2 separate regions of the Homo sapiens genome follow, and region 2 is linked to region 1. The links are chromatin loops, found by intact Hi-C in ENCODE. Cell type or tissue: PC-3. All regions are shown on one strand. Links, peaks and the distances in the headings refer to the core of each region. The heading gives the core; the rest is flanking DNA.

Evidence for each region. Hi-C counts contacts between places; a loop is a spot of excess contacts. Peaks named below come from ENCODE experiments on the same cell type or tissue, not always from the same donor. Only the 100,000 strongest peaks of a DNase experiment are listed, where the experiment ranks them.
Region 2: it touches region 1 in a loop (1.9-fold over the local background); 2 of 110 quality-filtered maps call a loop at or near these places.

What each region holds. Positions count from the first base shown.
Region 1 is chr2:37,470,670-37,473,581 of GRCh38, reverse strand. It overlaps LOC124905991 (a long non-coding RNA gene), which reads right to left. Exons shown (of 3, transcript XR_007086288.1): 3 at 1-794. Among named protein-coding and RNA genes, the nearest start is that of LINC03063, 90 kb to the left of the region's middle. In PC-3, for the core only: no CTCF peak of the experiment used is centred there; DNase peaks (open chromatin) are centred at 391 and 1,371; H3K4me3 peaks cover 672 bases; H3K27ac peaks cover 1,880 bases.
Region 2 is chr2:37,574,657-37,577,568 of GRCh38, reverse strand. All of the region lies in intron 1 of LINC03063 (long intergenic non-protein coding RNA 3063), which reads right to left. Among named protein-coding and RNA genes, the nearest start is that of LINC03063, 14 kb to the right of the region's middle. In PC-3, for the core only: a CTCF peak has its summit at 1,592; no DNase peak of the experiment used is centred there.

The sequences.
Region 1 (2,912 bases), core at 226-2,725:
AGACTGCCAACATTGTGTACCCAGATACAATATTATCCTGCAGATAACCCAAAAAGCCAGCTATTGTTTTGACTTTAGGACATACGTGTTTCTAAGACGATGAAGACATCAATTAGAGTCCAAATCCCAAACACACACCTTGATCTCTACTATAAAAATGTATCAGGTGAGCCAACTTGAGAGTACTGGTAAATTCTTCAGCTGGCAATGATCTTGGTCTCCATCAGGGACAAGCTACATTAAAATAAGACCCTTGAAAGGAGTTACTCCAGACCCTTAGGGAGAGGAGCTTGTCAACTGCCAAGTAATTTCAACAGAGAATTCAGTTGCTCTGGAAACAGGTTTTGACAATGGCTGTGTGTGCCAAAGGGTTGAGCAGGCAGAGGGCACTGGGTTCCCGCCCCTTGCATGATACTTGAGGCTTTGCTCTCCAAACAGATGACTTCATTCCCAAAACAATGTTTTTTTTTTCTGAGAAGCTGCCAGTTCATACACATTTTAAAATAAATTCTCGTTGACATTGGAGTGGCAGAAACTGCAAACATTGCTTTTAAAAGCATGTGAGTTGGAAAAGGTAAGCTGGAAAAAGAAAAGAATTTCTCCCCAAAAAAGAATTTGTGGTCACTATGAAAGCTAAACACCTAATCAGCAATCACCTTATCAGCCACAGTATCGATTAAGGAGGTATGTGGAGTTATGCACAGGTACTTTACCTCTGTCTGAATACAGTGTCTTGAGGAATGGGTTCTAGTAATGTCTAAGTCTTCTCTTCCCTTAGCTTCTCAGGAAACCACCTTAATTAAAGAAAGAAAAAAACCAACAGATAATCTGTTCTTACTCAAAGCCTCATTGTTTTGTTTTGTTTTTTAACATTCCATGTCCCCCATCTCCCAAGGGGTACCAGAGGGGAACAGAGATAAGACAAGGAGGACTCTCTGAATGTCATTATTCTCCCTTCAGTGCAAACAGTGAGGCAGGAGAAGAGACACCTTCTCCCCAGTGATGCTCGGCCTGAGCACACATGAGCCTGAGCCATGGCTGTAAACACACTTGGAAGACATAGAGAAAAGGAGAGTTTGCACAGGATAAATCTATTCCATTATTTATACCCACCCCCAAACCTTTGGATTTCTTTCTCTATACCAAAGGTCCTCAAACTTTTTCTGTAAATGTCCAAAGACTATATATTTTAGGCTTTGTGGACCATATAGGCTTTCTGTCTCCTTTCTCCTTCTCTTCCTCCTCCTCCTTCTCTCCTCTTTCTTCTTTAAATTATGAAAACTGTTCCTAGCTCACAGACTTGACCCATGGACCATAATTTGTTGACTCATACTCTACATTATGCCACAGAAGTTGTGACATCTCAGCCTCGGAATGTAGGCCATCATTTAGCCCAAGTTTCAGTCAACTAACCACACTGTCAGGACAACCTCCAGCTAGTTATGCTGACACATTAAATCCAGAATCTCTGGTAAGTGCACCCATATCAATAAATTCAGGCTGACCTCATATTATATTCTATTCTCCTTGGTCTAATGCACTTACAATTTATTCTCACAATACTCCATACTACTCAGATGTTTGCTGTTAAGTAAACCATGCAATTCTCTGGGAGTCTATACTATTTCTTTCCTGTACCTGAGGATATCTGACTTGACATACAAGCCTTGAGGCAATGAAGAATGGGTCTTGATGGAGGTAGGAGAATAAAACACTCTCACAAGACAACAGCATAAGATGAAATTAAGAGTTTTCAACCAAGGAAGAGATTAACCTCAGATATGGAAGAAGGAGCTTGTTCTACTAACAAGGAAAGTTTAGGGATGCTTGCAAAGTTCTAAATTTTTGGATTTTTCTGAGTCCATTCAGAATGCCCTCATTTCAAATATCAAGGTCCCACTTCTTCCCAATCAGTTCTCTAACTTACACATAACAATTTGGTGAGTCTGTGATTTCAGTTTAGATTATAATTCTGCAATCCACACAGATTTGGAGTTTGGCTTTCAGTGATATTTGTTCCACAGCTACAGGAAATATAATGGTCTTTTATAGGGTAACCATAGAAGTTCTCTGGCTTTCTGACTGACACTTAAGCTGAGAATTTAAAACCCCAAACTTGTTATTTTCTTTTTACTATTCCTCCAGTACAGCCAAAAATAAAAGCCATCTCATGCCACAGTCCTTGTAGCCATTAACTCTACATAAGAGTCAGATGCAGTAGTCATTTGGTGCCCCAAGAAACTTACTTTATCAGGAAATTTAACAGAAACTTTATCCTAAGTGACCATAGTTGATAATTTAATTATTATGCCACTGCATACCATGGACTAAGAGTATCCCACTTTTCCTTTGGAAAGGAGCCCAGGGTTGCATTCAAAGCCAAGGTCATAACCAAATCAATCCGCAAATATCATCATGTATCATCTGTCCAATAGGACTATTCTTATTAGAAAAATTCTATCCATTGAAAGAAGAAAGAAAGAAGGGAAGGAAAGAGGAAGAGAGAAGAGAGGAAGGGAAGGAAAGAGAAGGGAAGGAAAGAGAAGGGAAGGGAAGGGAAGGGAAGGGAAAGGAAGGGAAAGGAAGGGAAGGGAAAGGAAGGGAAGGGAAAGGAAGGGAAGGGAAGAAAGAATAATACCAAATATTTAAATTAAAAAGATTTAATACAGTAATCTCCCCTTATCCATGGGCGTGTGTTCCAAGACCCCCAGTGGAGACGTGAAACAGCAAATAGGACTGAACCGTATGTATACTATGTTTTTTCAATCTAAAGCTGCTAAGTGACTAACAGGAAGGTAGCATCTCCAGTGTGGATATGCCGGACAAAGGGATGATTCCCGTCCCAGGCAGTCCAGAGTGGGACCCAGAGGGATAGCACACATTTCATCACACTACTGAGAATGGTGCACACT
Region 2 (2,912 bases), core at 290-2,789, 100 kb before region 1:
TTCACTTTTCAGTGCTCTTTGGACTCAGTTCTGCCCAGGAGACTACCACTATCCATTTCTTTGCTGGAGGCAGAGGGCAGACATGGAATTGCCCTAGAAGAGGGAAGACAAAGGGAATATGGCTGGTTTGTAGGGGTGAGGTAGCTTCATGAAGCTACTACAGGGTGGTTCCTGAAAACAGATCTGGGGTAGAGACTGAGGCGAGAGGTGCTGTCCATGTAAGATCTGGTGGTGGGGCTCACACAGAGTACAGCAGAGGTATTAAGTCCTCATCTAAGTTGAGTGTGTGCTTCCTGCTATGCACCTGGAGAGTCTGAACGCTAGTGCTGCAGTCTGAGGGCCTGAGCACAGATCCCTGAGCAGAACCACACATCATCAGCAGTACCCCTGAATGAAGAACAAAATCCCGAGAGTATGGAACGAAATCCTGCTGCCCTTCCCAGCATTTCTGGACCAGGTTTCCTGTATGATCCCAAGTGAAGAGTGAGGAAGAATAAGAAAGGCCCTCCTTGGATTTCTCAACCACCTGGTGGGTGGAAGGCTGAGTCAGAGACAATTGGCAAAAATCAAGGATGAGGCTTGTCCTATATTTCCAAGACTGTAGAACAAATGCAAACCAATTACAGGCATGTTCACTTTTTTGTTGCTGTTTTTTGAGACAGGGTCTCACTGTGTTGCCCAGGCTGGAGTGAAGTGGCACAATCATAGCTCACTGCAGCCTTAAACTCCTGGGCTCAAGTGATCCTCCTGCCTCAGCCTCCCAAAGTGCTAGAATTACACGCATGAGCCACTGTGACTAGCAGTACTTATTTTTAAAAAAGAGGAAAACTGCTGAGACCTTTTATCAGATACTTAAAGGTATCTATGACCTAAAAAGAGTTAAAAGCCTCCACTTCAGGAGATAGAGGGTGATTTTAGGTTGGGCTACCTGAGATGTGGATTCAGGGTTTGTGAGCAAGTGATTTATTAAGACTGCTTCTCAGGACTGCCATTCGACCCAGGAATCTCATTACTGAGTATACACCCAGAAGAATATAAAGCATTCCACCATAAAGACACATGCACAGAAATGTTCACTGCAGCACTCTTCACACTAGCAAAGACATGGAAGCAACCTAAATGCCAATCAATGACAGACTGGATAAAGAAAATGTGGTACATATACACGATGGAATATTATGCAGCCATAAAAAAGAACAAGATCATGTCTTCTGTGGGAATATGGATGGAGCTGGAACCTGTCATCCTTAGCAAACTAACACAGGAACAGAAAACCAAATACTGCATGTTCTCACTTACAAGCAGGAGCTAAATGATAAGAACACAAAGAAGGAAACAACAGAAACTGGAGTCTACCTGAGAGGGGAGGGTGGGAGGAGGGAGAGGAGCAGAAAAGATAACTATTGGGTACTGAGCTTAATATCTGAGTGATGAAATAGTATGTACAACAAACCCCTGTGACACCCATTTATCTATGTAACAAACTTTCACATGTACCCCCAAACCTAAAATAAAAATTTAAGTCAGGGAGGACAGCAGGAAGGGGAGGAAGCCAAACAAGGGTGTTGTTGCAGGCAAGTCCTACAGAGGGTAGTCTTGGCCTGATCCTGCAGGGGACCTCTGGAGTGTAAGTTATGCCTCCAATTTGTACCAGAGGCAAGAAAAGCAAGAGCACTGGGCTTTCATACCTACCTCACTTGTAGGCCATTCATCAAGGCCACAAGCGGGGTGGAGAGAATAAATGCCCAGGTGCTGTGGCTGGAGGGGCTCTCTGCACAGGCCCTGGCAACCTGAAAGCAGTTCTCGAAAGAGCTTCAGAAGCCGTGAGTTAGAAGCAAATGCACAGCAAAGGGGTATATGAGTGTACACGAAAATGGTAAAGAAAAAAAGATCACCCGGGCACAGTGGCTTATGTCTGTAATCCCAACACTTTGGGAGGCCGAGACAGGTGGATCACGAGGTCAGGAGTTCGAGACCAGCCTGACCAACATGGTGAAACTCCACCTCTACTAAAAATACAAAACTCATCCAGGAGTGGTGGCGCGTGCCTGTAATCCCAGCTACTCAGGAGGCTGAGGCAGGAGAATCACTCGAACCTAGGAGGCAGAGGTTGCAGTGAGCTGAGATGGCGCCACTGCACACCAGCCTAGGTGACAGAGGGAGACTCCACCTCAAAAAGAAAAAAGATCCTGGGAGGTCTGACTGGGAGCACCAACGTCATCCACTGCTCCTCTGAAAAGAGTTGTTCTTAAAAATGCAATTTCCACTGGGAGGCCGAGGTGGGTGGATCACGAGGTCAGGAGATCAAGACCATCCTGGCCAACATGTTGAAACCCTGTCTCTACTAAAAATACAAAAATTAGCTGGGCGTGGTGGCACATACCTGTAATCCCAGCTACTTGGGAGGCTGAGGCAGGAGAATCGCTTGAACCCGGGAGGCGAGGGTGTCGTGAGCCGAGATTGCACCACTGCACTCCAGCCTAGTAACAGATCAAGACTCCGTCTCAAAAAAAAAAAAAAAGCAACTGCAATTGCAACTGGAGAGCCAAGGACTTGGCACCCCAAGCATAGCCATGAGGACACTAAGGAAAGAGAAAATCTAGCAGAGAGCAGGGCCTAGAAGAGGGAGACAAAGTGTGTTAGGAAGAGAACACAAATCCAGCACAAATACATCTATTAGTCCAGTGGATGTGCTCCCAGTCCATCAGGAAAATGTCTCCTCACCAGACATCAGTTGTCCCTGTTTTGGGACGGAGTCTTGCTCTGTCACTAGGCTGGAGTGCAATGGCGTGATCTCGGCTCACTGCAACGTCTGTCTCCCGGGTTCAAGCAATTCCCCTGCCTCAGCATCCAGAGTAGCTGGGACCACAGGCACTTGCCACCACATCCAGCTAATTTTTGTATTTTTTGTA